Linked DNA regions of Mus musculus: regions 1, 3, 4 and 5 are each linked to region 2. A link is a loop called in an ENCODE intact Hi-C map of the cell type or tissue named here. Cell type or tissue: left cerebral cortex. All regions are shown on one strand. Links, peaks and the distances in the headings refer to the core of each region. The heading gives the core; the rest is flanking DNA.

Evidence for each region. Hi-C counts contacts between places; a loop is a spot of excess contacts. Peaks named below come from ENCODE experiments on the same cell type or tissue, not always from the same donor. Only the 100,000 strongest peaks of a DNase experiment are listed, where the experiment ranks them.
Region 1: a loop joins it to region 2, with 7 times the contacts of the local background. A loop is called at or near these places in 6 of 42 quality-filtered maps.
Region 3: a loop joins it to region 2, with 4 times the contacts of the local background. A loop is called at or near these places in 5 of 42 quality-filtered maps.
Region 4: a loop joins it to region 2, with 2.4 times the contacts of the local background. A loop is called at or near these places in 2 of 42 quality-filtered maps.
Region 5: it touches region 2 in a loop (9-fold over the local background); 15 of 42 quality-filtered maps call a loop at or near these places.

Annotation. Positions count from the first base shown.
Region 1 is chr1:152,951,921-152,958,282 of GRCm38, forward strand. Nmnat2 (nicotinamide nucleotide adenylyltransferase 2) reads left to right here and starts at 3,181. Exons shown (of 11, transcript NM_175460.3): 1 at 3,181-3,273. The coding sequence starts at 3,189. In left cerebral cortex, for the core only: no CTCF peak of the experiment used is centred there; DNase peaks (open chromatin) are centred at 3,062, 3,993 and 4,483; H3K4me3 peaks cover 2,693 bases; H3K27ac peaks cover 1,777 bases.
Region 2 is chr1:152,901,627-152,907,988 of GRCm38, forward strand. Smg7 (Smg-7 homolog, nonsense mediated mRNA decay factor (C. elegans)) reads right to left here and starts at 1,020. Exons shown (of 23, transcript NM_001160256.1): 1 at 883-1,020. The coding sequence starts at 911. In left cerebral cortex, for the core only: CTCF peaks have their summits at 1,283 and 3,128; DNase peaks (open chromatin) are centred at 660, 1,274, 1,648 and 3,103; H3K4me3 peaks cover 2,762 bases; H3K27ac peaks cover 2,460 bases.
Region 3 is chr1:153,032,686-153,039,047 of GRCm38, forward strand. The region is part of intron 1 of Nmnat2 (nicotinamide nucleotide adenylyltransferase 2); the gene reads left to right. Among named protein-coding and RNA genes, the nearest start is that of Nmnat2, 81 kb to the left of the region's middle. In left cerebral cortex, for the core only: CTCF peaks have their summits at 2,974 and 5,275; DNase peaks (open chromatin) are centred at 3,003, 3,332 and 5,165.
Region 4 is chr1:153,013,671-153,020,032 of GRCm38, forward strand. The region is part of intron 1 of Nmnat2 (nicotinamide nucleotide adenylyltransferase 2); the gene reads left to right. Among named protein-coding and RNA genes, the nearest start is that of Nmnat2, 62 kb to the left of the region's middle. In left cerebral cortex, for the core only: a CTCF peak has its summit at 3,301; DNase peaks (open chromatin) are centred at 948, 1,226 and 3,244; H3K27ac peaks cover 403 bases.
Region 5 is chr1:152,522,270-152,528,631 of GRCm38, forward strand. Rgl1 (ral guanine nucleotide dissociation stimulator,-like 1) reads right to left here. Exons shown (of 18, transcript NM_016846.4): 15 at 6,004-6,190; 16 at 2,376-2,630. Among named protein-coding and RNA genes, the nearest start is that of Gm51749, 15 kb to the right of the region's middle. In left cerebral cortex, for the core only: a CTCF peak has its summit at 2,893 (motif pointing right); DNase peaks (open chromatin) are centred at 763, 2,027, 2,922 and 4,049; H3K27ac peaks cover 1,578 bases.

The DNA of each region.
Region 1 (6,362 bases), core at 426-5,425, 50 kb after region 2:
GGCAAGCTTGAATTAAGGAGACCCTCTCCCTCTGCTCTCCTCCTCCAAAAACAATAGGAAAGAAAGGAAAAAAGAAAAGAGGGAAACAAACAAAAATTGAGCTAAACCAAATGTCCAAATGTGATTGTTCTGGCACAGAAACAAACCAAAAGGAGATGCGGTGCTGTGGATGCAGCACCAAGACTTTGATCAAAACTACCAGTGGGTGCAGCTGGCTGGCTTGGAACATACCAGCTGTCTGAGCTCAGGCCATTCATTTCTCTGTGCCTCTATATGCAACTCTCTAAAATGGGATGCACTTAGAGACTTATGTGAAGTAAATTAAACTGTGCATGGTCCCAGGCTTTCTGGGTGTATAATGAACGTAGCCACTGCTCTTACTTTGTTGTGCTCTGGGCAGATTCTGAGGGCCTCCTGTCTGTATCTGCTTCTCCCTAGGTGACCTCATTCGATCCCATGACTTTAAAAATAATCTATACTAGCAACTCGAAAATATATGTCTCCTGCCAAACCGATCTCTGCAAATGTGAGCCAGCTCATGTCACTTTTCTCTTCAAAATCACTGCTATGCCTTCCCATCTCGATTGTCGAAACAACCGGAGCACCGCCCAAGAGCCTGCAAGGCTCCGCACGCCCTGTCCTACTTTGCGGATCATTCCTCAACTCTTTCTGTATTCCTTCCTTTTCAGCCACATTGCGGCTGTATGTTGAGCACCCCATAGGGTCTTGCCTCTCAGACCCTTTCTACTTCCCATTCTGCCTAGTGTGCCCATCCCCAAAGGTTCATGCTACATGACCTTTTCTGTGACTGAAGTTCCTGCTCAGACACTGTTTCAGCAAAGAGCCTGCCCGCCCCTGACCCCCTCGAAAGAGGACTGATTCCTTTTCTGTTTCTTTCCTTGCTTTATGTTTCTAGATATTCCGATTACTAATGCATCTATTAATTTTTTAATGGTCTGTTGTTTTTGCCTAGAGTGTGAACTGAATTAAAGCAGCAGCCCTATCTTGTTCACAACCCTTAAGTCAGTGCTTGGTATATGGCAGGCATTCAATAAATATTTATTGCTTAATTATAATTATGTTAATTGCCCAGCTTCTAACATCTCTTGCTCTTTCTACCCCGCCCATTTGCATCTTGTGTTAGAGAAGACACAAACTTCTGTATGAATTACACTGGCTCTTAAGACTCTTATATTGAAACCAGAAACTTTGGGGTCAGTACTTTGGCTTATCAGGTAAAGCAGATGTCACCAAGGCTGATGGTCTGAGTTCTATCCCAGGGACCCACACTTAAAGAGGAGAGAAATGACAGCTGCAGGTTGTCCTCTGAGCTCTGTGGTAGTGCTGTAATATTTGTGTGTGTGTGTGTGTGTGTGTGTGTGTGCGCGCGCGCACATGCATGCTTACGTGCACACACACAAAGTAATAAACTAGAAACTAGAAAACTAGAAAATCTCTCCACAGTAGGAATTGATTTACTATTCAGCAAAAATTAAGAAATATGAACCGCATGCCTGCCAGAAACTCTTAGATAAGAAGTAAGGAGCAGTGCTAATGCGGTGGCTGAACAGGCAAAGGTACTCACTACCAAGGCCGATGGCCTGGGTTCAACACCCAGTTCCCACAATGCAGAAGGAGAGAGCTGACTCTTGCAAGGAACTGTTCGTCCAAGAAGGCAATACTTGTGCTTCTGAATCAGGAATCTAATTACTGGTTCTGTAATGCATCCAAAGAGAACAGTTGTCCGGTCTTCAAACCTTTCCTTTCCCCCTATTCATTTTTCAGAGTCTTAGCCCATTCATTTACTAAACTCAAATTTTAAGGCGTTTCCCCAAACGTCTCTATATCCCATCCATCCGCAAAGACTAAAAGCTACAAAATCTATGGTATCTATCCTGCCCTGCCTCATCTCCCTGCTGCTGACTCTCTATACCCAGCAGTCCCAGGACAGGACCACCTGCCCAAGGCTGCCAACTTTCTCCTAATTCTTATTTTCCTCTTGGTTCTTTTCCTCCCAACACTCAGAGATCTCATAAAAATGTCAATTACATGGTACTCTCTGTCTAACGATTTCAATGGCCTCCTTTTGTTATTCCACTGTAAGTCAGTGACTCATAAGAACTTCCTGTCCATTATCCTAAACCCATATGATGACTGGGTGCACATTTCTCTACTACTGTTTGCCCACCTGTCCAGGACTTTTGGTTATATGGCCCTCCTTTCATGTTCACAAGCACTGGAAGCCTGTCTCCGGGTCTCTGTACCAACAACTTCTTGTCTAAATAGGCCTGCCTTAAATGTCGTCTAAGCCAGAGAGGCTTTCTCAGACTCCGTCCAATCTGCTCTGTCAGACAGTGAGTTAATTCAGTTATCATTCGGGGTCCACAGCAGCATCCAATAGAGAGTGAGCATCAAGAAGTAAGCATAGAGTGGTGACTGACTCAACTTGGACAGCTGATGTAGGAATTTCGTAATACTTAGCCTTACTAATTTCCCATTCATATCTGCCCAAACCCATAATTCAACCCACACAAAGGACCAACATTAGCAGAAGGGCTTTCTTAGTAGCCACAGGTCAAGATTTGGATTCCAGTCAATAGTTTAGAATCACTAAATAAGGGAGGAGAACAAAACAAAACAAAAAATCCGAAATGAACACTATTGAAAAGAAAACCTATCATTTGTCACTTTAAATATTAAAGCTCATGAAAAAGAAAATTCATAAAATCAAACATTTTTGAAGTCGGATATGTTAGGGAATGTAGACAGGGAGAGAAAAAGTGAGTCAGGAAAACGAAATTTGACACAGAGAGAACATAGCCAGCAACCACGCTGTAAGGATGCCAGGGTACCACTCCTTTCCTTGTAGATAAAGTAAGATGCAGTGAGGTGGGGTGGAGAGGGTAGAAACAATAGGGTCAGGAACCAAGACCAGTGACGCAAAAGAAGCTAGAGAGGAAGTAGGACTAAGCAGAGCCAAAGGGAGAGCAATACAAAAGCAGCCTTGGATCGAGCCGGAGTGGCAAGCGTTAAAGGGAGGCGGGGAGTGACGCGGTTTGCGTCTAGAGCGGCTCCTTGGAGTCCACAGCATCCACCGCCGGAGCCTCGCCTTCCTTTCTCCGTCTGCAGACATATCGAGACACAAAAAGAGGCAACCCCTGGATCAGTGCGAGAGACCTCATCCCATCATGACCGAGACCACAAAGACCCACGTTATCCTGCTGGCCTGCGGCAGCTTCAATCCCATCACTAAAGGGCACATTCAGATGTTCGGTGAGTCCTCCCGCCCACCCCGGAGGCTGCTTCCGCTGCTCTACTCTCGCCAATATCAGGGCTTTCCAAGGCGATTGAGCAGGAAGGCGTGCGCCCCTCCGGAGGGGTGCGCCGGCTGATCAGGCTGGTGCCAGGTCAGCCCCAACTATCCCCGCTAGCACGAGCCGACGCAAACTGCGTTTTTTCCAGGCTTCTCTAGCGTGGGGCCAGATCGCCTCGCCGAGGGCCAGGGATGGGGGAGGTGCGGGGCTGGGGGGTGAGTGTCCTCTGGGGTGGGGTGGGGGCGCCTGGTTAGAGCCCTGGAGTGCGGTGGTTTGAGTACTTGGCGGGCAAGGGTGGGGATAGGGGCAGAGGTTGGGGTGCGAAGAAGGAAGGAGAAGGGCTGAAGATAACGTGCTGTTTGTTTAGGATGGGCAGAAAGCTCGAAGGAGTTAAATGTGCCTCGGAGACACAAACACTCGCACACGACACACCAGTGGCAGGGACTGGGGCTTCAAGGAGACTAATACTGGGCTTGGCTGGCGGTTCCAGGAGGCTCAACGGACAATGTTTGGAGATTGTAGCTTTGGTGGCCCAGAGCGGTGGATGTTGGCTAATGGAGAGGGAAGGGTACCACTGCCCCGCCGAGGTTTGGCTCCGGCTGCCTTGGAAAGGGGAGGGGGCGGGGCGACTGCTTCGGGAGGTGGTCCACGAGCCGGCGAGATGGATCCCGGCCCAAGTTGGCCAAGGTTCTGCCCAAGGCGGCGATGACAACCGGCATCCTTGCGGTGTGAGTGTGAAGATGGATATTTGAATGTGCGTGAGAGCTCGTGTGTGGGGTAGGGACGTGTCTTCACGAGTTTGTTTTTTGAGGTTCGGGACGTACAGTGAGAGGGGGAAAGCTCAGGCGTCTCGGGTGCGTGCATAAAGGTCCAGCAGAGAGGCAGGAAAGAGGTAATTGTCCACGCAGGTTGAAATTTCTCGCCGCCGGTGCGGAAGCCACGCCGCTCGAAGGCTACTGCTTTAGGACCCAAAGGCGCAGGGTGTGTGCGCGTTTAGACCCCTGAGAGGGGGACGCGGGGTCACTTTAAAAGCAGAAATTGAGAAGTTATAAGTTGGGGTGATTTTTCTTTTCCCCTGGGACTCAAGGAAATGAGTAAGGGAGAGCCAGGGCTCTGGGGATGGGAGAAGGGCAGGGTGAGAGTCCCTGACCCGGCCCTGCGGTGAGGCGCTCTCCACAGGCGGTGGTGCTGAAACGCAGAGCGCTGCTACTGGCTGCGGGCACACGTGTTTGCCCAGGTCTGGAGGACTGCCAGAGCTTTCCTAGGCTGTTTAATGAAAGCCACAGCATATCCGTGAAGACCACCCCAAATGCATAAGCCAAAACTCTTTCCTCTAACCCTAAAAGATTATTCTGCACTGGGCCTTACGGCTAACAGGACAACATTATAAAACTACCCTGCACACAGGACAGGTTCAGTAGCCACCTTATGGAACGGGGAAAGTTAGGACGTCTAAGAAGCAGCCATTCCTTCTGCTTTATTCTGTAAGCTTTTAAAAGTGTTTATTCAGAAATGTCGCCAACTTGCCTGTTAAACAGGGTGCTTTGTTCCAGCATTAAGGTAAACCAGCAGCAAGGTAGGCCACATCCCCAGTCTTTTGAAGTAGCAGCAACCTGGGCAGCCACCACTTTTAACCTTCTTGTGAGTTCAGTGCCTTCTCTTCTACTCTTCCTCCTCATGGCTCACTTTCCGTTGGCAGTCGTTTGCTAATATTGTTTCCCTCCCCCTTGGCCAGGCAGGATCGGGCTTCCTTGGGAACTCTTTGGCTTTAGGAGCCTTTAGTGGGAGAGTGGGTGCTCCTCCTTTTTTTCAGGGACTAAGGATGTGGAAAATCCCACTTGCTGTAGGATTAGAAGTGGGTCAGATTTTGATTTTGATGGAGAGCAAGGGCATGGGACTGCAGCTGGAGAGTTTGGTAGCAGCGATAAGGGCGGTTACTGAGGGAATGCTGGCCAGACAGTTCTCCTGGAGCTTTGGGGATAAAATGTGAAAGCAGGCAGGGGTGGTAGCAGAAGAGTTTTGTGGATGGAGACATTTGACAGTGGCCATTAGTCACTTCCCATTGGCACCGAGGACCAATCAAGAATAGCTGTCAAGAACGCCTTTTTAAGTGTCCATTAAGTGTAACATAAAGAAACACAGGAAAAAGGCTGTGATGTGGGTTCACTCTGGGTGGAAGGAGCTTACCACCTAATGGAGGCATTTCCAAAGTACAGAAACATGTGAAGAAGAAGATGAGATAGATATCAAACCGTTTATTGTGGAATCTCTTATCGGTATCTTTGAGCTTCTGTTGCATTTTGAAAATTATTTTTGACATCTATTTCATTATTATTTGTGATTGTGCATGTGTGTGCATGCAATGTGTATGTATGTGTGTGTGTGCATGCATGTGTGTGTATGTGTGTATGTGTGTGAGTATGCATATGTGTGCATGAGTGCATGTGTGTGCATGCACGTGTGTGTATGTGTGAGTATGCATGTGTGTGTGCATGAGTACATGTGTGTGCATGCATGTGCTACAGCTTTCATATGAAGGTCAGAGGGCAACTTGTGAGAATTGCTGCCCTTCTACTGTGTGTGAACTGGGTACTGAACTCAGGTTGTCAGCTTTGGTAACAAGCGTCTTTGCTTTCAGAGACATTTTAGCAGCCCTATAAATTTTTTGTTGTTTTTTTAATTTCATATTTTTTGAGACCCTGTCTCAGTTTTATTGTCCTGGATGGCCTAGAACTTACTATGTGGATCTGGCCAGTCCTAAACTCAGAGAGATCTACCTCCCTCTTCCTTGTGAATTGGTTTTATTTTGTTTTATATGTTTTGATAATAGATCTCACTCTTAGCCCAAGCTGGTCTCAAAGTCATGTTAATTCTCCTGCCTCGGCCTTTGCAAGTACTGGAACAGGCATGAGCTACCATGCTTGGCTTTATAAATTACTTTTGTAGGGCAGTTTCTAGTTAAAGGCTTTTCATGTATGTTTTGAACTTGTCATATTAACAACCTATCAAGACAGATATCGGCACCATCTCTTTTGCAAGTGGGGAATT
Region 2 (6,362 bases), core at 431-5,430:
AAGTGTGCATCAATCCCTGCTTCCCCTCCCTTACCCCAGACACTCACACACACACACACACACACACACACACACATACACATACACACGCACGCACCCCCAGTACCCATGGGTCACTCTATCTCCTTCATACAAGTTCCTTACATCGCACCTAATGAATGCACACGACTCTCAGAATGGTATCTTCCAACTACAGTTTCTTTCGAGAACATCACCTTGTTCGTAGCACCTCCCTCTTCCCTCGTCTCCCCATCCTTTTTCCCCCTTTCCGGGCTCTCCGACCCCTCTAACTCTGGACAGAAGGCATTATTTCTCCTCCTTCCAGCCCGCGACTAAAGAACAAGCTCGCGTTTCCTGCGGGCTCCCCTTCCTCTCATTTGCCCTCCAGAATGCGCCCTCCCAACCCCCAGGTGTGCCGACTTCCATCCTCCTCTCTCCTGCATCGCCCCGGCCAGCACACCACGTTTCCCGGGCCGTGGGCTCCAGACCCCTTCACACCCACCTCGACTCTGGGTCGCTGCCGGCTCTCCTCTCCCCTACCCCGGCCCCGCAGCCTGCGACCAGAGGCGCGCGCGCGCGCGCGCACACGCACACACACACACTCACACACACGTTCTCGTCTCCCGCTTCCCCAACCTCCCTCCGCTCCTCGCCCGGCTTCCCCCGGAGCGCGGCTCGCCCGGCTTCCCGGGGGCCAGGCAGCCATGTGTGTGCCCGCCCCCTCCCGCAGCCGCCCGCTCGGCCCCGCGCTCGGCCTCCCCGCCCTGGGGACAGAAGGACGCCGCGACTCCCCCACCGCTTCCGAGTCCGCCGGTCCTCGGCCCCCCGAGAGCCTCCCCTTCCCCCGTCGCCACCACGCCTCGGCCAAGCTCCGGCGCTCACCGGAGATACTGCGCGCTCTGCAGGCTCATCCTCCGCCGCCGCGTCTCGCCGCGAAGCCTCCGTGGGTCTCTCAGGCTCCTCGGAGCGGCCCCGCGGCCCCGCGGGTGCTGGCGGTCGCCGCCATCTTCCTCTCCTCCGACTCCTCCTCGCTTGGCGCGGGGTGGGGGGGGGGGAGAGTGAGTGAGGCGAGGGGGAGGGAGTTGGGGGGAGCGGCTCCGGCAGCGGCTGCGGCTCTGGCCTGTGGGGCGCAGGGACGCTCCGGCTCCGGAGGGGGGGGGGAAAAAGAAGGGGAAAGGGGCGGGGAAAGAGGAGGGGAGAAGCAGAGGAAGGAAGTCGGGTTCGCTCTCGCGAGACTTCAGCAGCGCCGGTCCCTCTGGGTGCTTTCCGCCGCTCTGTAGCGCTCCCTCTTGGGATCGGCGAGCGGTGCGGTGCCCGCGCGCCGGCCGAACGATCCGGTGCTGGTGCCCGGCGGCCTCCTAAGGCTCCGTCCTGTTCCTCCCGGGCGCGGGGGCGGCCCCCGGCTCACCGCGGACATCGAGCCCAGAGCAGCCCGGAGTCACACTCAAAGCCTTCCGCCCGGCCACCCGCCCACTTCTCACTTCCTTCCTTCTTTCTTTTTTTTTTTTTTCCCACTCCTCCACTTTCCCCGCCGGAAACGCCACCCCTTCCTCCTACAGTTCCGCCCGCCAATTCCTCGACTCCGGTCGTCCCCTCGCGCGCCGGAGAGTGACGCAGAGGCCTCCCCCGTTTCAGCCGCCCCTCCCCGGGCACTCTGGGAGAAGGTTGGGGGGGGGGGGGGGAATAGGGCGGAGCCCAGGGAGAAATAGAAAGGAAAACCAATCCGATTGGGCAGGCCGCTGCCATGGAAACTGGAGGCTGTGGTTGTATTGTCATAGTAACTGCCGTGTGTAGACAGGGTGACCCTCCCGTAGAGAAACGGGTTCCCTGGAAACTGCCCAGGATTCCCCACTTGGATTCCCTGCCTTTTTAAAAGCCAGAAGTCGAAATGGTTATCCGAGTAGGAAAGTCCATTTCTTCCTCCCTTACTCTCCCAGCAAAAATTGGGGGAGACCCCGAAGCATTCATTTTAGGCATTGCCAGTCCCCCAAGGGTGGAAACCACCTCCATCGTTGCCTATCTGAGCCGGGTAGGGAGAGGGCCGGGCCCGAGAAGAAAAGGCAGGTTATGAAGGCCGGCGGCGAGTGGGTGGGAACGAGAAAGCGAGGGCGATGCTGCGAAGTCAGAGGAAAGGGAAGGGGCTTCCCCACCACTGTTTGAGGCTGGGCAGCGGGATCCCGCCAGAAGCGGGTCCCTAAGGGAAGAGACGGGCACATGACAACCGAGATGCGGCTCCGGCGATCGCGAATGTTCGACTTTTTGTAGCCGGTCGACCCTTGCCTAATTCCTACTCGATATCACCGGCGAGACCTCCCGTAGGCGACTTAGTGAGAGCTCGAACCCAGCCTAGGAGGCTAACACGCAGTTCTTAGGCATTTAGAATGGAGAGCGATCAGAAAGGCTGATGACGTTCTTTCCAGAGGTACCCTCAGAGAGAAAAGACGCTCCGTCATCGAAGGTTGATCTCCAAAGACCCCCTCCTCAAAAACATCTGCAGTGTTTTAGAACTTGCCATAAAAAAAAAGTATCTAGATTTATCTGCATGAGGGAGTTTAAGAAAATAATTTTCCATTTTGAGAACGAATATTTTAAGCATTTTGTGTCAGGTTTAGGGTTAAAATAGAAATAATGGATCCTGATGATGTGGAATCGTGTAGAATAAGTCATTCTGATGGAATGAAGTAATTATTGATATTTTACAGGTTTTATTTTCAATTGATGTTGAAAGTTATATAAGCAGCTATCCTAAAGTGTTTTAGAATAAGATCCAAGAACGCAGTCCTCACTGTATAGTTAAAACCAGCATTTTCAATGGGATCTTGGTTTTGGTTTGGGTACCTGATATCTTCCGGTTTTTCCATGCTGCCTAAAGAATCGCTTTACAGGTCTTTCTCTGAATCCAACTCCTATTAACCTAGAACAGTGTTTATTTGGAACGTGTTTCTGTTCTCAGGAAACGAAAGTACAGCCCACTTGGACATCATTCTCAAGGACAGCATGTCATTAACGAAATAGAAAGTGAACTATGCCCCCTCATGCTGCAAGCAAGCGCGAGTGTGAGGCGCTATGACGTATGGGCGATTGCAGCAGTACAATGGCCCCTATCTTCCACCAGCGCCAACGCACCGCCCACTCACGGGAAAGAGAGCCACCTAGTGAGAAACTGTTCACATCTCTGGTGTGTAGCTTTCTACCTCAACTCTGGAAGTCAAAGAATGGAAGTTACTACTATATATACTCAAATATTCTACTTTTTTTTTAGTTAGTATTCAGGGTGATGAATTCCATTATGGCACACATACACACACAAATATTTTATCTACCTTCCCCATTGATTTCCTCCATACTACTTTCTTCCCTCTCTTCCTTGTGCTCTCCCCCTCTTAGTCATCCATTCTGCTTTCATTGTCCTGTGAATTTCCATTAGATTCTCCACTGCTTCCCTCCCTACAGACCTTTTCTTCCCTTTTCATGGTCCTGTTTGAACTTTCATGACACATACACATTTTTAATCTAGATGCTGTGTATGAGAGAAAATGTTATTTGTCTTTTTCAGTATGGCTTCTTTTTCTTAATATTTGATCTCCAGTTCCTTGCTTTTTCAAAAAAAAAAAAAAAAAAAAACCTGGTTCCGAGGGGGTTTGCGATTGAAAAAAAATCCATTATGTATATTTTCTTATCTGCTGATGGACACATAAACTAGTTCTATTTCTTAGCTATAAGGACTAGTGCAACAATAAATATGGATGTGCCAGTATCTCTGGTGTGTTGACTTTAAGTTTTGTTCCCAAGAATGGCAGAGCTAACTTTTATGGTAGTTTTATTTTTAGTTTCTTGGGGGACTTAGACACTGACTTCCAGAGAAGCTGGGCCAGCTTACATTACCACCTACAAAGCATAAGAATTCCTTTACTCTCCACATCATCACCAGCAGGTCTGTTTTCTTCTTTCTTTTTCTTTCCTTTTGTTTGGTTGTTTTAGTTTTCTGTCTGTTTTGTTTGTTTGTTTGTTACAGACTGGTTCTCTCAGTGTAGGATTGGTTGGCCTGGTCTCTCTGACCAACCTGGCCATGGATTCACAGAGAGTGCCTGTCTCGGCCTCCCAAGGGCTGGGATTTAGGGCATGCACCCCCACTGTCTGCTGTGATTGGTTTTCTTTTCTTTTTGGGGGGGGGGGGGTTGGGGGTTTTTTGAGACAGGGTTTTTCTGTGTAGCCCAGGCTGTCCTCGAACTCAGAAATTTGCCTGCCTCTGCCTCCCAAGTGCTGGGATTAAAGGCACGTGCCACCATGCCCAGCTGTGATTGGTTTTCTTAACAGCCTTTCTTTTAATTTGCATTTCTCTGATGGCTGAAGATACCGTATGCCACCTCACTTTACGTCTGTTTCCTATTCTGAGACCCGTTTCTCCCGCTCGTTGGCCTGTTCACTGATGACTTGTCTTTGCTGTTTACTTTTTGCGATTCTGTGCATTTTCTAAATCAGTTTTCAACCTGTGGGTCTTGCCCCTTTCACAGGGGTCACATATCAGACATCCTGCATGTCAGGTATTTACATAATCATTCATAACAGTAGCAAAATTACACTTATGAAGAAGCAACAACATGAGGAACTGTATTAAAGGGACAGCAGCATTAGGAAGGTTGAGAGCCACTGCTCTATTGTTCCCATTTGATGTGTAGTTAGCAAAGGTTTTCCCCTCCTTTCTGCAGGCTCTGTCTTCAGTCAAGTGGCTGTTTTCTTTGAGGTAGAAACGTCTTTAGTTTTGTGTAGTCTCATAACCCATGGGGATTATACTCTGTGTTAGTAGAGTCCTTCTCAGAAATCCCTTGCCCATGCCTACACTTTGAGGTGTTTTTCCTGTTTTATTCTAGTTGTTTCAAAGTTTCAGGTCCTCTAATGCTGTTGGTCCATTTTACGTTTGATTTTTTTTTGTGTGCACAATAAAGAAATATGTATCAAGCTTCATTTTTCTATAAACGGTGACCAGCACCCTTTTTCCTGATGTATAATTTTGATAGTCTTATTGCTATATAGATTTGCTTGTGGATCCCCAGTTCTAGTGTGCTGGCTTACATGTCTCCTTTGTTTCCTTCTGCCAGTGGCACGTACTTTTTGTTCTGTGGCTCTTTAGTATAATGTGAAGATCCAGTACTGTGGTACTTCCGGCATTATTCTTTCTGCTTAGGACTGGTTAGACTATGTGATCTCTGTCCATCCATATGTACTTTTTAATTTGTTGTTGCTGCTTTTTTGTGAGGAGAGTCATTGCAGTTTCGTTTGGATTGCACTTGACTCTGAAGGTTGAATCTGCAGGATGGTCCCTCTTGACTCTCCTGTGTCAGCCCACAAGCAGAGGAAGGCTTGCTGCCGCATCTCAAAGTTTTCATTGTAGAGGTCTTGCATTTCCTTGGTTGAGTTTATTCCACAGCATTTTAAAAATTATTGTAAATGGAATTTTTCCTAATTTTTATAAGAAAGTTCATTATTGCTATATTTAAATGGCTAGTGATGTTTGTGTGTAGATTTTGTGCTCTACTGTTTTGATGAAAGTGGATAGAGGGTCTAAGAGTTTTCTTGTAGAATCTTTAAAGTACAGTATTATGACATTTGCAAGTAGAGATACTTTGATTTTTCTTTTTTGTTTACATATAACTCTTTTTTATCTTTCTCTTGTCTTATTGCTCTATTTATATTTCAAGCAGTATGCTAAATATTCAGTGGATTTTTTTTCCTGAAATTCATGTTATATTTTTACCAAAATGTAATTTCATTCTAAATAAAATAATGATCATAGCAACCTTTTTATGTTCAGGGCATATGTCTCCAATAAATAATAAGCACATCATATACTAACTCTATGAAAATGTTCTTATCTACTAATTTTGGATACAGAAAATGAGATAAGAGATGAATCCTTTTTTCTTACCGTGGCTGGTCTATTCACCAAACATTTCCTGAGAATTATTATATTGTAGGAACTGTCCAGGTTACTATGGATACCACAGTGAAAGAGAGATGATACTTAGAATAACTCACCTTCTGGTTGCAGCACAAGAAGTGACGAGAATGGGAAGCAATGGCTTTGGTAATTGAGATAACAAATCAGAAGCACAGATGAGATCAGAAATAAACTTCACGTTTATGTAAGCTTTCCTAAGAATTTTGTAAGATTCTTCAGTACCATTTACAATATGCCTAATAAGTAGATAGGATGATGGTAATATTTATGTAATTATTTTCAAAAATTAATAGAATTGGAAGGAGGATCACTACAAGTCTAAGGCAGCCTGGCTGTCATAGTTAGGAGACTACCTATTTCTATTGCTGTGATAAAACACCATGACCAAAAGCAAGTTTGGTTG
Region 3 (6,362 bases), core at 588-5,587, 130 kb after region 2:
AACAGGCCTCCAAGGTGAGAGTACTGCTAACAGTGCTGTAGATTTCTGGGCACAGCTCAGGTTAGACTCTGACTGGTGAACATAAAAATTGCTTGCTAGTGGATTAACAAAAGCCTAAAAACATCCTTCAGAAACATTGCTTCCGTTTGTCAAGAAAAGGTATGCTTCCCTTAACCCCTACTCCCCTACAGCCCACCACCCTGGCATGGGCATCTCATTCTTATTAGCACACATAAATGTGAGACAAATCAACGGGCTGTTCTAGCGTACATCCTTTCTCCCACTGCAGACCCGTCTCCTGAAAAACGGCCAAGGTTTCCCCTGCCATTTTGCCCTTCTCTCTGATCCCCGCCCCACCCCCCAGAGATAGCTGTGGCAGTGTGAATTTTCCAAATAAACCTTTCTTCCCACCACAGAGTGGGCTAGTTTGGTGGTTTTTATTGCGCCCTCGCTTGAACCTAGGAACCATCTCTTGGTGCTCTGCGTATCCAATGGAGGGTTCTTAGGGCACTGACTTCCTACTGAGTCTTGTTTCTCTCCACAAAGGATTTCACTAGAGCCAGACGCATCCTGGCTCTGTGCCAGAGTATGTTCAATTGACACTGCAACCTGGGCTGCCACCATTGTCTCTGGGCCCCCAGGAGGTCCTGATAACACACATGACTGTAGAAAAGTAGACCAGGAGACAGCAAAGCAGCAGAGAGAAAGGCAGAAGAGCAGACAGCCAGACTTTGGGAGAGCCTGGGCACTTTCTACGGTAAGCTTGCATCCAAGGAGGCTATGGAATTTTCTTCTGGCCCAGAGTAGTTTGAAAGCGATTCTGGGGTGATGTTCCTAGCCTTGGATAGCACTGGTTCACTATTTTTCTTGTGACAGAACACCCAACAGAAAGACATTAAGGAAGGAAAGATTTATTTTGGCTTATAATTGAAGGAGTACTGCCTATGGGGAGGGCGTGGTGGTCTAAGTGACTCTCAGCTACCTAGTATGGCAGGGAGGGGCTTGTAATAGCAGATCAGCAACCAGGAAGCAGAGAGGTCAAGCTGGGTTATAACTGGGAAGCCCAACCCCTCCCTCCCCACCTCCACCCCAGCTACCCAGTTTTTCAGGTTAGTTCCTACACCCTAGCTGTTCCATGACCTCCAGTTGGGAGCTAAGTGTTTGGGCCCCTAAGCCTGTGAAGGACAGTTCACATCTACACTGGGGCAGCTAGCATGCTGTCATTCGGACTGAAGGCACTGTACGTTTTAAGAACCTCTCAGCCCTTTCTAGTGCTGAGCTGGCTGGTAACAATCTCTGACTGAATGTCACTTTGAGCCCACATGCCCTAAAGATCCCAGACCTTATCTTAGTACATCTCTTCCCTGCTGTTTTTACTCCGAGTTCCTCCCTCCCTTTGGGTCTACTCTGCACGACTGAGTACTCCACGACTGAGTACTCCATGACTGAGTACTCCACGACTGAGTACTCCAATTCACTCAGCACTGGGTGCTTTTTACATTTAGTGTGCTCAGTGATTAATATTACATCCTGCTTCTTATAATTTAATCTTGCCATGCGTCCTGGGCTATCATTTCTCCTAAAAGACAGTTAGATAAGATAAGACTGTCAATTAAAAAAGAAAAAAAGTTCCGTACTAGTGAGATCAGCGACCAAGGAAAGAAGCAGGTTCCACTTTGAGAGTTTGAACCCTGGACACACATTCTAGAAAGTGGGTCAGGGAGATGGTTTCCTTCATGAAAGTGCTTGCTGCAGAAGCCTGGAGTTGAGTTTGGATCCCCAGAACCCTTATAAAAACCTAGCTGCACAGTTAAGAGCACTGACTGCTCTTCAGAAGGTCCTGAGTTCAAATCCCAGCAACCACATGGTGGTTCACAACCATCCGTAATGAGATCTGACGCCCTCTTCTCGTGTGTCTGAAGACAGCTACAGTGTACTGAGATATAATAATAAATAAATCTTTAAAAAAAAAAAAAAACCTGGGACGTCTCAAACCTGGGACGAATGGCTAATAAGGTGCTTATGAACCTATCAATGCTGACACTGGCTGCCAGGTTCTACCAGCATCCCTCGGTACCTACCTGTTACAGGGTATGGCTGGCATACACCTCTCCAGCCCAGGGACCGAGCTGGGCTGCCCTTCCCCCACCTACTCTCCCCTATATTACTAAGCCATTTTGGCTAAACTGATTCTTTTTGGCCCTTTTGCCCCATGGCTGCTGCTCCAGGCTTTCCTCCCTCCACCTACTCTTTTGGCCACAGGCTCAGTCTGCCAGCAAGGTCCAGGCTAGACTCTTCCAGACATCTATTCCTCTTAGGGTATCCCACGTATCTATAATAAACGTCCTCCATACTTTAGGAGCAGTCATGGCCTCCTTTTTATGTCTCTCCTTCTTTCTGCATGTAGTACACATCTATAATCCTAGTGTTTCTATAGGGAGTAGAAGGCAGAGACAGGAGACTTCCCAGAAAATTCCTGGGCTTGCTAGACAGGAGGACATAAAGAAACAATAGAGACCCTGCCCCTCACACGTCAGAAGCTGAGAGCTTACTCCCTGCAGGTTGTCCTATGACCTCCACATAGATGCCATGGTACATATGTGCACACCTTCACACACATCATGTATGCCACCCCCCACCCAAAACGCATCTATCCACACACTTAAGTCAGATCAAATTAAAATAAAGTTTCTTAAAATAGAAAAGGACCACTGCTTTTTGTGGTAGAATAAATAAAAGCACACAGGCGGCTTTGGCAGAACCGGTTGGTACCTAAGGATGCAGGTTTGATCTGTAGAGGTAGTGATGGCACACAGTGGTGTGTGCTGCTGACCAAAGGCCCCGAGGGAGCCTGGCACAGTCCACTGATAGAGAGCCTGGAAGCAAGGTAGTTAACAAAGAAAATCTTGGGGCTTTTCACAGGGAGAAAAAGGCTTTTACATTCCAGGTTCTCTGATGCTCTTGGATGCCCCTAGAGGCCAAACCAGTCTCTGCCTGCCTCTGCCACTCAGCAGCTCCTGGTATCTATCTCCTAGTCTTTCTTTCATCTAGCTTCTTCTTGGGGCACTGCCAGCTCCTCCCCCTCCAGCTTCTCTTCCCCTTCAAGCCTCTCTACCATCCCCCCCCCTCCTCCTCCTTCTCAAACCCCAGCTGTGTGCTGAAAAATCGTCTTTAGCGTCCTCTCCAACCCCCCTGCCCCAGCTCTCATGCATGTTTTATGTTGGCAGCTGAGATTGATGGCTGCCCTCTCTCCAGTTTCAGTATCTCTGAAACTGCACCCAGCCCACCCTCAGGACCCTCAGTCTTGCACGCCTCTGTGCTTTTCCTGCAAGGGCTGTGTAGGCAAGGGGATCCCAGTAGAGATGGAGCCTGGAAATTTAGCCTGGACCTTGAATAAACCCAGAGGAGTGGAAGGAGAGAAAGAAACGACAGGGAGAGGTTGCATGAAGCACTGAAGACATTAGGCGGGGCTTGGGAGTTCTGAGCCCTGAAGGAGGGGAAACCATTCTTGGGCTCCGTCTGAGAGCAGGTGAAAGGGGAGGAACTGTTGACTGGAACAGACTTCTTTATAGACCCTATTTGAGTTAACCCTTAAAGATGCAGTTTGAGAAAAGGGGGTGCATGCTCTCGGGTTAGTAAGAAATGCCTCAGTTGCTTTAAGAGTGTCCATCCTGTTGCCTTTGGAATGCAGCTCCGTACTGCACTTAGCACTTTGACTGGGACTTCCTGCTGCAGGAGTCCCCAGCTTCTCCTACCAGACCCTGCAGTGGGAGCAGGGTGTAACTGTCCAGTGGTATGTTGCCAGCCGTACTGCCAGCTACCATGTTCTCATGGGTCCACTAGCTGAAGCCAAGCTGAGGAAGAAGGAATATGGAAGGTTCCTGGGGCGAGACTACAGTGGGAAGGGGTTCTGGAGTATAGCCCAAGCCTCAAACCAGCTCCCACCCCTCCCTTCTTCATTACATTGTCTGCCTTTTGTACCGTGGCCTACCATCTACTGACGTTCCAGGATGACAAAACACTCTTCAACACACCTTGAGTGTCAGAGTCAGGGTTTACTGCTGTGAGCAGACACCATGACCAAGGCAACTCTTATAAGGACAACATTTAATTGGGCCTGGCTTACAAGTTCAGAGGTTCAGTCCATTATCATCAAGGCAGGAACATGACAGCATCCAGGCAGGCATGGTGCAGGAGAAGCTGAGTTCTACATTTTCATCTGAAGGCTGCTAACAGAACACTGGCTTCCAGGCAACTAGGATAGGGGTCTTTGTTGTTGTTTGTTTGTTTTGTTTTTCGAGACAGGGTTTCTCTGTGTAGCGCAGGCTGTCCTGGAACTCACTCTGTAGACCAGGCTGGCCTTGAACTAAAAAATCCGCCTACCTCTGCCTCCCAAGTGCTAGGATTAAAGTCATGCGCCACCATTGCCCAGCTAGGATAGGGGTCTTAAAGCCCACACCCACAGTGACATGCCTACTCCAACAGGGCCACACCTCCAAATAGTGCCCCTTCCTGGATCAAACATATACAAACCATGACAGTGAGCTTCAGAGAACTTTTGCCTTTTCTTCTTCTTCCCTCCCTCCGACCTTCCATTCTTCCCATTCTCCCTCCCTTCCTTCCTATTCGGTTCTGGCGTTGAACAATCAGCACACTAAGCATGCACATTAGCACTAACCCACACCTCAGAGTTTGGGTTTCTGTTACTTTGTTTCAGTTTGTTTCTGTTACTTTGTTTCAGTTTGAACCCCCACCCTTTTGTCTCAGGCCCCTGAGTAGCTGAAGTTACAGACCACCAAGCAGGCTCTGCTGGCTTGTAGGGTTTGTTTACACTGTATGCTGGACCATATTCAAAATGCTTCCCTAGTGTTCCTTAAGGCAGTGCTTATACTGATCCTGTGTGACAGACACAGTTTTACAGGCAGGCAAGAGAGACATCAAAGAGTTAAGTGCCGGCCTACATTCACGCAGCTGGAGAATGGTAGATCTGAATTTGAGCCAGTGGTGGCTCCAGACACAGGTTCTCCATCACCACAGCCTTGCTCTATCTCACCTAATTTCCTTGCTAGACAACCAGTCACCTCTTCCCCCCATTCATGGGGTTGGAGTTGAAGCCTGAGAGAAGGGCAGAGTGGGAGGTCCTTAAGCAAAGGCTTCGAAATTAACATATGAAAGAAGCCAGCTGGCTAAGACAAAGGCTGGCTCAGTCTAGGGGCACACTGTACCCACAAGCAAATGAGCACAAGGTACCCATGGCACATTAAAATACTAATACAGGAACGCTCCCCGGTGGTGGAGATGTGCAGTTGTGTGATGCATGAAGTTGTATGTAGAACTACACTTAACTGATGGAGCAGACCCAGGGAAGCCAATGCCCACCCCCACCCCCAAGCCTCTGCACTGTGACATGAAAGCCCCAAGCATGTGGGCATTGCCCGGAGTTGTCCTCTTTGCTCAGGACACTTAGAGATGACTATCTCCTAACAAACCGCTCCAACTGTGTGGCACCCACCCAACTCCTTGTTCCTGGAAGCCCCGCGAAGTGTCTTTTGAACCCTGGTACCCTCTGATTGATATCTGGTGGTAAGGGAAAGCCCCAGCATCAAAGCTGGGGCACAGGCTGGGGGTAAATAAACATGATCTCTATCCGGGGTGTGCTGTCACCCATGGATCCCGCCCACATCTTTCAGAGGACAGGCTAGATACATGAGGTTACCTTTCAGCCGCAATACCTGCTCGGGATGCTCCATAGCATTCTCAGCCAAGTGTGGGCCCAGCCGCCACTGTAGCTGCCTGCATCTCACCTTGAGGATTCCTGTATGAGATGGAGGAGGGAGGAAGGCAGACACTTGTCAGAAAAGTGACAGTGGATGCCGGTGGGAAGGAACGGTTGGCCTTGGTCGTATCCCTGCATGAGAGAATGTCTTACTTAGAGATTTCTTGCTGTGAAGAGACACCATGACCACTTCAACTCCTATAAAGGAAACTGTTTAACTGGGGCTGGCTTACAGTTTCAGAGGTTCAGTCCTTTATCGCTATAGCGGAGTATGGCAGCATGCAGTCATATGTGGTGCTGAAGAGTTCTACATCTTGATCCACAGTCAGCAGAAAAAGACTGTGTTCCACACATTGCTTGAGCATATGAGACCTCAAAGCCCACCTCACAGTGACACACTTCCTTCAGGGCCACACCTACTCCAACAAGGCCACAACTCCTAATAGTGCCACTCCTTATGGCCCAAGTGTTCACATACATGAGTCTATTCAAACCACCACTGGGAGACCTTAGGCCTTGGATAATAGTCTCAGCAGAGTCATCTACATGACAGGCTCTGTAATGGAGCTGCTAAGGGCTGTTCTTT
Region 4 (6,362 bases), core at 755-5,754, 110 kb after region 2:
TCTTCTTTCTAAACCAAGACCACATGTTCTTTTCCTTTGTCCTCTTCACCCCCAACCCCATTTTTTTTTCCTGTTATCACTGAGCTTGGTATCTTTGAGTGAGCAGGACAGTTTCCTGCTCTTGGTGGGTGGTTAGGTCCAGAGACTCGCTTATCCTCTTGGACACTCTAAATCACTCTTGTGTGATGTGTGACAGAAGAGGGAAGAAAGGACCCTGTGAGGTCTCTTCATTGATTAACCTATAATTCTTCCCATCCTGTTCCATGTACCTGGGTGGGGAGTATATCACCCACATCTTTAAATACCCCACTGTGTTTCCTCATGCTGGGTTCACAGCTGGACTCAATGTGTAAACTACAGAAATGTGTGGGAAATGTTGGGGTGTGGCTCTGTCGCTTGAGTGCTTGCCCAACATGCAACCCTTGGATTCAAAACCTAGCATTGCATAAACTCCCTCTCATCTCTCTCTCTCTCTCTCTCTCTGTCATAATGTCTCAAAATATACATATATGCATATATACAAATATATACACATATGCATATGTATGTGTACATATGTATATATACATATCCCATGGAACTGAGCCCCATCTGGGCTTCAGAAACCAGCCCAGCTGTGGAGTTCCTGTTCTTCCCGTGGCAGCAAGGGAACCTTCCTCTTGGTCCTGAGACATGTGTCTTATGGTGACATCCACAGCAGGGTGGCTCCAAAGGCTCTGCCTCCCAGACTCTCCCAAGGCATGGGCAGTTCTCTTTTCTAGAAAGATATCTGTCATTGATTCCATTCCTCCTCCAGCAGTGCATTCCAGCTCTGGAGACATTATGCCCTTTCACACCAACTCGAGGGGACATTTCTCCATTGGCTTATGCCTTCTGGACGCAGGCCACCTTGGCTGCCGCTGATTTTAGCCATGCTGTTTCCTGCTGTTCTGCGTGCCAACACCACACTCAGCATTATACACAGTCATGCAAAGACTCAGCTCTCCTGACCCCAGAGCCTGCCTCAGAGGCTTGAGGGGGTAAGTTAAACAGACGATAACACGCAGACTTCAAATATGCCAGAGGAAAAAGCATTTAAAATTCTCAGTGGGCTGAACAAGGCTTTTAACGTCTTATTGTTTCAGCTTCTCCCCTTGCCTTCAGTACCCGAGCTCCCTGGGAGTTGTTCAGCCTTTTCTCAGTCCGTGTGACCATTTAAGGATGACTGACTGGTCCTTTTGTGAGCAGGAAAAGGCTTCCTGGTGTTGGCTGTGGATGTAGAAAGCTCTTCCTAGGCAACAGGAAGGAGTAGAGGCTTTTAAGCTTGGCAGTGAACATTTCCAAGTCTGCTTGCCTTCCTACCATGCAGAATGCGGCTATTAAATCAGTTACTCGAGACGGCCGACTAGCACAGCTCTGTCCTTTGAGGAAACATAATCTGTGTGGCAGCTTTCACCGGGCCATTTCAGCACAGACAATTCATAGGACAGACAGCAGACAGGTGACCAGGTCCTGAGAGCCAGCCAAGTCCTGCATCTGGGCTGGATTTCATAGATGATGTTCTTTGTGACAGACAAGATAGGGGTAGCCTAGGGTACTGAGTGCACCCCAGATTTGCTTTGGTGTCCTTTCCCCGGGCAATGGCCTATTGTAGAGTTCTGTCTTCCCTAAGCACTGAGGGGGAAAGCTGTGGTGACTTGAGAGGCTTTGCTTCGGAATCACCAGCAATCCCTGGTGATATCAGGGAGTCATCCTCACCAGCTAATGGTGAAATAGTAAATCAATAAAGCACACGTCAGGATTTCACTCGAAGCCAAGACCCTAGCAAGTGTGAGCCCTTCTTCATATCTTCAGTGGACTGGAGGATAGAGTGATGGAGAGATCCGGAGTTTTGTCTTACTAAGCGAAGACCCCGCCTAGGATGCTTCTTAGCATGCACATTCATTCCAGTACATTAGACTCGTAGGCCAGTCTGCTCTGTCATACAAAAGCATCTCTCTTTTCTCACTTCTTCCCTGCAGTCCTCCCCCCCCCCCCATTCTGTTGCCAGTATATTGATATCAGTGTGAAGGTCTTGGTGGAGGAGACATAAGTATCCAGGGCTCTAAAATATTTGTGTATGGTGCAGGTCCCTGTGCACAGGGAAACTCAGGGGACGGCCACTGATGTGGAGGTGTATGTATGATAAGTGTGTACTTTAGCAGTAACTTTCCCAGCATTCCCAAAATAAATGACTTCTGTCCTCACTAAGTCCAGCATGAGCACTTAGACATTCATACATGAACAATGGCTTGCACGCAGAAAGGCTTCTTCAAAGAGAGTCCTGGCTTCTTTTCCATGTCCTTTGTACACTTAAATAAAACATGTAGGGCCTATTATATGGTGCATACATGTTACTGAATCTTTAGCACAGTGCTTCTGCCCCACGTTTTAACTAAGTTTGTAATTCTGTGTTGGGCCACATAATTCTCCTGGATCTCATGTCCCCCTTGGCTGGGTGATGGACATGCTCAAAGGGACCCCAAAAGCTCTTCAACAGCATCACCTGATCCAGACCAAGTGTTCAAGCACATCGAGCCTTGAAACGCAACAGACGCGTCACATGTAAAGCACAGCAGGAAATGGAAAGGGCTAGTCACTTTAACAACGATGAAGCAAGTCAGCCAGGAGCAGTGTGGGTAAAAAGATGAAACTGTGTGTTGATGGAGTAAATTTAGTCGACGGCAAACCCTTCAGAGAGACTTGCAGCAGGCAGAACAGAGGTATGTGTCTCGGACACTGGTTCTCAGCCTATGCCGTGACCCTTTAATACAGTTCCTCATGTTGTGCTCACTCCCAGCCATAAAATTATTTTCCTTGCTACTTCATAACTGTAATTTTTGCTACTGTTATAAATCGTAATGTAAATACCCGATATGCAGGATATCTGATATACAACTCCCCAAGGGGTCTCGACCCACAGATTGAGAACAGATGGTCTAGGCTGATAGGCTGTGATTAGACTTGACAGCTTCTCCTGACCCTCCCTCCGGGTTGGTGCCCTGACAGCAGACACTGAATAGCCTGGGAGTTTCCAGGACTGTAGGAAGGTGAGGAAGCCTGCACTCATCCATCAGTGCCCTGTGCTTTAAGGGAAAGAAGGCCCACCTTCCCCAACACCTCCTCTACACTTCCAAAATGGGGTTTGTGACAACACAGAAAGCACCCAGAACTCAGATAGTCTGTTCTGAACGTGTTTGCAGAGTTGCTGCTGGCTTTCTCTTTGTCCTAGAGAGAAATCCAAGCCGATGAAAGGACTTGCTGGATCCCTTCCCAGCCAGAGGGGAGCGGAGTTTAGCTTTACTAATGCTGTAGAGTAGCAGGCCTGGATGGAAGGATCCAGTCTACTGTCATTAGTATTGGGTTTTGTACAGAAGTAAGCGGCTAATTATGTCTTAATTACAAGATGTCTTTTCAGATTATGGCTTGTTCACAACGATGCTAGCTTCAGATGGACGGCAGTTCGGTGAGGTTCTGGGCTTTGAACTCTCAGCTGACCGCTTATCCTTGTCCCTAACCAACAGTTCTAAGCTGGGCATTGGCTTTTCTCCCTGGGGGCATTTTTTTGTAATATCTGGAAACAGTTTCTGTTATCAAAGCTAGGGTAGAGGAGCCATTCATAATGGTGGGTAGTGGCCAGAGCTATTTCTAATGGTCTTATGATATGTTACACACAAGAGCCCCCAGGATAAAGAACTATCCTATCCAAAATGTCAATAGTGCAAAGTTGAGAAAACCTTTGTTAATCCACTGATTTGTTTTAATGCTTGTTTACTTATCCTTTAAATTTTATTAATACGTGTGTGCATGGCTAGGGGAGTCAAGAAGCACCCCATAGGACATGCATGGAAGTCAGAGGACAACTTCATCTCTTTCCATCATGTGTCCTAGGGGTTGAACTCGGGTGTTCAGCTTGGTGGCAAGTACCTTTACCCACAGAACCATTGTTATAGAGTACCTACTAAGTGCCGGTTCTAAATAGAATGTCTGAAAGCATGAAGAAAAGGCAGAGTGGTACATTCAATGATATGGAAGTATTGTGAGGAGAATGGTATGCAATCAAGCAACCACATGGGCACTAGCTACATGCTGTCATGGAAGTAGACACAAGAGAAACTGGAGTTAGGAATACTAGCACTCAAGAGACAGAAGGGCTCTCTTTGTGAGTTCAAGGCCAGCCTGGTCAACGCAATAAGTTACAGGCCAACTCGAGCTAAATGGTAAGACCCTGTCTCCAACAAAAGAGCAAGTAGAGCCATGTGGTCCAGTGATTGGAATTAGCCTGTTTGGAGCTAGGTGGCCCTGGATTTGAAACCCTCGTGTGTTCCTTAAAGTGTTGTCTGGGGTCAGCTACTTAACCCCTGTGAACTTCACTGTCTTATCTAACACACACATTGCTATTTGTTTCATTGTGTGATAATGTGTGAGGAGTAAAAAGTCATACCACAACAGTACTAACATGCATGCCACTACAGCAGTAACACACATCACATCAGCACTAGCACACCTACCACCATTGCAGTAACACAAAAGTTATCATGGTGAGGCTGCACCTGATAGTGCCAGTGACGTTTGCTAGCCTCTGGGACTTGGGAAAGCTTTACAGAAACAACTTCACCTAGGACTTGTAGGGCAAATAGACCTGTGCTGTGTGAGTAGCAAGGGAATGTCTGTCAAACACAAAGAGTAGCCTCTGCGAAGACACCAAGAAAGGACAAGTCTTCTTTGAAGAGCTACAACTACCCTCTACAACAAAAACTTAAACAAAGTTGGGATGTTGCCTGGGGGAGAATTAGTGATTAAGCAAGACAGACAAGAGGATTGGTGGGAGGATGAGGCCATCCAAGTGCCTCTAACAGTTTGTTTGTTTATTAAATTGTGCTTGCTGTGGATTTGTGCTCACACATATACACTTGTATCTGTCAGATTGTGTGTGGAAGTCAGAGACAACTTAGGGAGTCGGCTCTCTCCTTCCATCATCGAAGGGTGCATATGGAAAGGGCGGGGGCATAGGTCTGGAGGGCCTGGAAGAAGAACTAGAGCCCTCTAAAGAAAGTCTTCATCCCCATCTCTCAGAGGTGTTTGCTGTGGTTTCTCCCTGATAGGTCCAGAGTTTCTCTAGCCCATTTAGAGAGGGTGTGTAGGGCTCTGCTTAGGGCCTGTGAAGTGCTAGCCTGAGAGGAAGGACCACTGCTGAGGTATTTTGTTTTGTTTTGTTTTGTTTTTTGCCATGGGGGACTTTAACCACCTGGGTCTGCAACAGGAGCAGTGGGCAGTGGCCCCTAAGCAATAGGGGGGCAGTGAGGATGGATAATAGGACAGTCACATCATTAGTTTCATCTTTGAGTCCCTCTCCCCAAAAGAGAGCTTGTAGATGAGATCTTATCCTAAAGTAAAGGCCACTGGAAAGAAATGGAACCCAGGTTTCACCAGTAATTGGGTAACTGTGTGTCCAAACTAAAACACATTAACAGAGCAGAGAGGGCCAACATAATGTGTTGCTTTCCTGTATGCTTCTTAGAGTGGGAACAGTTAATAGAACTAAAGGAATCTTAAGCACAGAGTCTGAAAAGTAAAGGAAAGAGTTTCCCAGAGTTAAGGACAAGCAGCACTTATGGGCACCTACTATGCACTTATGGGCACCTACTATGCACAGCCAGCTGTTCCAAAGGCCTTGGTTCCATTCTTTCGTAACCTCATGACTGCCATTTCAAAACTTTCATATTACATACACAAGATTCCCTGAGTCTTGAAGTAAGTGAGCCTCAGGAAAGCCCCCACCTACAGTTCACAGACATCTGACAGCCAAGTGCCAGGTGTTAGCAGATGTGGAACAATCACAGAGCTGGTCAGAACCGTGGTCTGCTTGGTAGAATGAGGGCACGTCTTGCCCCAGTTCATAGCTTGTCATCAACTCTAATTATTTAGCGCCTATGCTCACTGTAGCCTGCCTTTAAATAAAGGATCTTCGTGTGGTAGTCACTACCCCACCCTAATGTAAATCCAGGTTGCTAGGAGGAGCCCTGGGTCAAGAATACTCCCAACATCTGGCCACTTGCTGGATACTATAATTACATAAACTGGCACCTTGCCAACTTGCCTTGGGCTTGTGTCTCTTCAGCCCAGCTTGGCAGACCTGGGAGAACAGATACCTCTCAGCATCCAGCCAGGTATGTTCACACTGGAGACAAACAGGTTCCCTGTCTGGCTGCCAATGAGAAGCAGCAGCCAATCAGAGGACAGTTGTCAGCATCCAAAGGGACCAGGAGAGGCTGAGGAAGTAGCCCAGTTAGTCCTGGCGTGCATGGAAGACTTAAGTTTATTCCCTAGCGTTACACACCTGT
Region 5 (6,362 bases), core at 562-5,561, 380 kb before region 2:
CCAATGCCATGTCCTGAGTGATCTCTTTAAAGGCGAAAGAAGGGAAAGAAAACTCAGGTCATGCATTTGTAAAAAGAAAATCTGCTCTCACTAGGAGCAGATTGCTGGAGCTTGGCACGCGTCTGCAAACACCCACACACCCACACCCACAGACACACAGCCATACACAGACACAAAGACACATACCCACACACAGACACACACCCACACCCATAGACACACACAGACACACACACACACACACACACACAGACACACACAGACACCCACAGACATACACACACATACCCCCACAGACACAGACACACACACACACACACACAGACACACACACACACACACAGACACACACAGACACACACACAGACACAGACACACACACAGACACACACACACAGAGCTTGATTTCCTCAGGGCCTAGGTGCCTCCCTCTGACCCTCATGGCAGCTGGTGTTTGTGATTCAATAAGCAGCAATAAGGGCTTCGTGAATGTACCTAATACTAAAACATCTGGCTTATATACTTCAAAGGAAAGAACTGGTGCACACAAAATTTTAAAGGAGGAAAATATTTCACACTGTGCAACATAAAGGGTCCCAGGAAGAGACAGGGACAGGGAGTGTTCTCCCAAAGGCAGGCCCTATTCCAAGGAAGGAATAGTCTGGGGACTCATCTATTTATACCTTCCCAAGACCAGGATAGCGCATTCGACCTAAGATGTCTCCTACATGCTAGGCTTTCTCCTGGCAGAGCAGAGCATGCTGCCGTGGGCATGGCACACAGCATTAACGGCTGGGTGCATACATTTGTATTCTGCTTCCAGATGCTGTGGTCATGTAGGTGGCCCCTATCTCTCTGGCTGGCATATATAACAGAAGCACACAACTACTATTGATGAGCCAGGCTCCCTTGGGCTGCTGTTTCTCCAGTGCATCTTTGTTAGCTACTCCCTTAAGATGCTGAACTGGGTCTCATTCCTCCACACTCATTCCCACTCAATGGGGCTGAAAGACACGCAACACCAACCCTGCACCACCCGTGTTTCTGGCAATCTATTAAACAATGTCATGTGGATGTCCCAATTCTAAAGACCCTGAGACCTCGTCCTCTAGTAGTTTCACCAGCCACTGGCTGCCAGATGGCCGTGGGTCCTCCCTCTTCTATAGAAATCCTCCCTCTTCCTTACCCGGCACAACGGTTATCAAAGGCTGATAACAGGATGAATGGCTCTTCCGTCTCCAGCCCTTATCATCTCCGGCTCGAAAGATGGGAGCAGCTTCCTTGGCTCGCTTCCCACCCACAGTGCTCGTCCCACCTCAAGCTTCGTGTCTCCACAAGGCTAGTTATGCCCCTAACAAACAAACCTGATCATTTCTTAACTTGATGCCTTCAGTGAGACCTAACTGCCTGAACAATTAACACAAAGTCCCCCAAGGAGGACACTAGACCATTTCCAATCTGGTCTGGCTTCTGTTAGAATATCATTTAGTATATGGCCTCTCTCTTCCATTCCAAGTTCTTCAAAGATCACTGAGTCTTACTCTTCTCTCTCTCCTCAAAGCTCGGGGCAAGAACTAGCAAGAACCCATCTTCAATAATTACTGTATTCAATGAATGGTTCCGCAAAGGTTAAAGAACAATGACTCCACCCCACCTAGGTCTATGCTGGGAGGCAAATGAAGACATGAAATTTAGTGCAGATTTTACTACAGAGATTTCTCTTTTCTTTTTCTTTTTTCTCTTCTTTTTAGTCGATGACGGGCCCTGCTGACTAAGGAATTTCATCACCTACCACAAGTTGACTTTACGCAGTTAAGGTTATCAGCATGAAAGGCTGGGTGTGTATTTAAGAAAGACGGCCATCATCAGAAGTAGCTTTGGAGTTTTCCTTGTCTGATGCCGTTTGTGTAAGAAGCACATGAGACTCAATCCCATTTACTGCTGAACTGTAGCTACTTCCTACCCAAACTGCACCTCCGCCATAATCACCCACTTCAGGAGCTCGGCTTGGTCCAGATGGCTTAGGGAGAAAGCTGAGTCACCAGGAACTACACTACTGAGAAGGCGTGTTAATTTAGTAGACAGTGCAATCGTAGGAAGAGTTCCAAGAAGGCGTGTGAAGCAAGGCACCCGCCCTGGACTACTGTCCCACCCACACTGAGCATCGTGAAACAGGACCCCAAATTGCATGAACAATTCATAAAATGTCAAAACTATGTCCTATATGCACATGTGCCACTAGATAAGCATACCACTAATCTGCGCCCAGGAAGACGCTGCTATTTTCCATGCTAGTCTTGTGTGCACGTGCAGACAGGTATGAGAAATGTGTGTCCGAACAGCTGACTGACCCTCCAGGCAGGACGGCCCCTTACCATGATGCTCTTGTACATGTTGCCATTGTTGTCTTCTACACTGATGCGGATGATGCAGGTGTCTTCGTTCTGCTGATTGTAAACAGGAGGCAGTACTGTGGAGGTAATGGATGTCACGGAGACGGAGCGCTTGTGGATTTTAGGATTGTTGTTGCACGTTGGAGGGGAGGACAGGGGGTTGATTAGGGACGACATCCCTGAGGAATTCGTGTCCATGGAATGGATGGAGGAACAGGAAGAGGAGGATTCAGAGAGCTGGAAGAATCAGAAAACAAAGCCATTGGAGCCTGGACCAAACATGCTTCACGTTTCAAAACAGAAGTAGATACAGAGACTGGTTGTTTCCTCCTCAATATCTCATGTCTCTGGTACACACACACACACACACACACACACACACACCCCGTGGGCTCATGTGACGATCAGTGACTCACTGGGAACTAATCATTCTGAATCTAAGAAAGGCACAGTGGACCTTTGATGGCCTGGTTTTAGTTGTCCGTATGAAGGCTAACCACGAGATGGCAGCAGATACCAGAATTTAAAGGCCGTACAGGCTGAGCTTACAGAAGCTGGGAAGCCATCCTCTTCTCACCCCCAACAGTTCTCAATGTGGCCATGGAGAACATTCTGTCCCCACTACTTCACATCCAGATTTTGTAGTAGGAGACAAATGTCTTCATGTTTAGAAGCATCTAAGATAAGGACTACTGCTTGTGTAGTTCTGCTGAGAGGGCCTCAGAGATCACCTGACCCCTTTGCCAAGTAGAGAAGCTGGAGGCCCAGAGAAAACACGGGGCCCCAGGTCCACCTACACAGTCTCACTCCTACCAGGACCAGAGCTCTCCAGCCCCTTTGCTGTGGTGTTCACACAGCAGGGGCACAGCAAGCACCAAGCCATCTGCAGCTATGATGAGTTAGCTGACTTGTGCTACAGCCTTGAAACCTTTAGTGCTGTGAGACTGTTAATGAGTTTTCATTTATCTTTCTCACTTGGGTCACAGCTGCCTTGCAGGGCAGGGGGAGGGAGGGGCACCCTAAAAACAGCATCATAACAATGCTGAGAGCACGACTCAGCAAAACAGATCACTTGCCTGGACAACGCAGCCTTTGAGTATCTCTTTAACAATCACTGGTAAGACCAGCAAGATACACTTTCACAATCTACATCGAGGCCATTTGAGAGATGTACGGCTGCAGTAATGTGCTTCTCTAAGTGACTGAATATTTAAAATTCAACTGATATTAATCACCAGACAAAGAGATGCTTTAAACTCACCGGGATGTATTCCTGACATAAAACCATTAAGCTGAACCATTTAAATATCAATTGTTACAGAAAAGTGTGTGTGTGTGTGATATTCGGAATGAGTTAAACTGGATTATATTATAATAATCCTATAAAACTCATTATTAATTTCTATATAATCTACCATTCCACAGATACAGATCAAGGAATTTAGCTTTCTGATAATGTGGCTTCTAAAAAAATAGGGCCTATGTTATCTGTAGTTTTTCAGGGCTGCTTCGTCCGATGGCATCCTATGTTAAGGACAATTCCACAGCAGGGGTGTTCTATTATGGCCAGCAAACCGCAATGCCAACTCTAATATGTAGTGTCTACAGTAGGACTGCCATGATATCGGTTAGCCATGTGCTGCTGCTGTTTGGAATTCTCCTTCTGTGCCCATGTGACTCAGCTTGAGCACTTACTCAGGGTGGATAATTTTAACAGCGTTATCTTGCCTGCAAGTCTATTAGCCAGGAAGGTCAGTTCTCCAAATGCTGCTTGAATGTTTTCACTTTCACCGTCCTATTTCCCTTGGGCTTTCCGTGATGCTAATAACACTTATAGTTGAGGGGGTAATGCGTTAGGATGGTGAGCTCACACGAGTTATAGAGACTATCCTCACAAGGATATAAGTGGTGTGGAACAAGCATAAAGGTAACTGTTTATAAGTGATGATCAGGCGCACGAAGAAGGAGGAATGCATATTACACTTTACTTCTAAAGAGAACAACCTCACGAGGGCGAGCAAGAGAGAGGCGTGGAAGAAGGAAGAAGGGAGAAGGAGCCTTGCGGGGAGCGCCTGTCTCTGCCTCCCCTTACGGCAGTGGCTCTGGGACTCCAGGTGGACATACACGCCTGGCTTTTTGTACTTTGGAGGAATCTCAACTCAGGGACTTATATTTGCGTGGCAAGTGCGTTGTCACTGAGCTATCTCCTCTGGATCCAGCTGATGCCAAGGCATGGGGAATGACAACATACTGGGTTTAGGACACATGACTTTTGAGACAATAGTCAGATGTTAGCTGTCTGAGGAATTTGAGAGTGGTTGGGTCACCTCTAGCTGCTGAGTCCTAAAATACCTTTCTTTTTTCTCTTTTTTTTATTAGCTATTTTCTTCATTTACATTTCAAATGCTATCCCGAAAGTCCCCTAAACCCCACCCCCCTGCTCCCCTACCCACCCACTCCCACTTCTTGGCCCTGGCGTTCCCCTGTACTGGGGCATATAATTATGATTTGGGGACACTTGAAGGGTCTCAGACTGGTGTGACTGCTAAGGACATCATGCAAAGCAACACCAGTGCCCCCTACAAGGCAGAAGACAGAGCCTGTCACCTGTACTCTCTCTCACTGGTGTGAACCCAAACCAAGAGGCCAGAAGAAATGACAGAACAAGGTGGCCAAAACTCTCCCCAAGATGCTGTGGATTGCTGTCATGGCAGAGCTGATCTCTGAGCCAAGCTCCTTGACCAGTAAGGGGACTGAAGGAGATATTTTCTCTTACTTATTTGTGCAGCCATGAGAAAGGGACTGGATGAGGATTCCAGTATCCGTGCGTACAGCTTGCTATTTCCGCTGTGGTTCACTGTATCACCATTATCAAATCCTCACCCTGCTGCAAACTGCGCCCTCTGCCCTGTGAATTGTTTCATGGTTCCTCCCATTGAAGCTAGATCGTATCTCCCTGATTCAGTTATTTATGTTGGATTGGACCACATGACTGCTTTAAGCAATGGAATGTTGATAGGTATGGCCAAGAAAGGGCTCTCCCTGTGTGTATCTTACAGGGCTGGGCTTCTTCCCCTCTTCTTCATATGTTTCAGCATGCTAAGAGGATGTTTTGGAAAGTCAATTACTCCAGAAAAATAAATGACAGATAACGGAAACAGGCTTGGGTTAAAACTGTGGTGTAGGGCCCAAAGTAGCCAGTCCCCAAGAAACATGGAGGTTGTTCTACGTCACTGAGTTTTAGAGTACTTTCCTGTGTGACCTGCCATGGGACAGGTGTGGGTAAGAGCGCATGGCACCAAAAGGCTGGCATGCATCCATTTCTCGGGTTTTGTTCCTACTCAGGCGATCCTGCATCTCTTGAATAGAGTATATTTATTTTATGGGCCACAATCCTTCAGTGCACTTAGATATGGGCATAGAAATGTTTGCAGGGACAAATGAAAGCGCAACCTCCTTAGTACTTTGTATCCTTTTTCTCTGAGGAATGTGCTCCCAGAAGGAACTCTGTTTCTGATGTACTGAAAAACTTGGACACAGACACTCTTCACGTGGCAAGCAGCACGCTGGGAGCTGCAACAGGAGAATTATGGGAAAGCTTAGTGTGTACCTTCTTTTGGGGCTCATCTGGTGTGTCCATGGGTGTGACGGGGCCCTCCTCAGCCTCGGAGTGGTTTGATTCACAGGACGACACACTGACTGAGTCCATACTCTCCCCAGAGCTCCCACTGGCTGCGGACTTGGGCTGCTCTTTGGTGGGAGTGCTCCCGGGGATGATGTCAGACCCCAGAAATAGCCTGCAGGAGACAGAATGCCACACATCTGAGCTGTTACAAACCTAGAACCCATGACTGACTGAATAATGTGTGCTGATTAAACCCCTTAATGTTTTTCAATCATGTATGCTCTATTGTAAATATTGCTTTAGAAAATACTATAATATTCTAACAAACAGTATTGACTAGATAG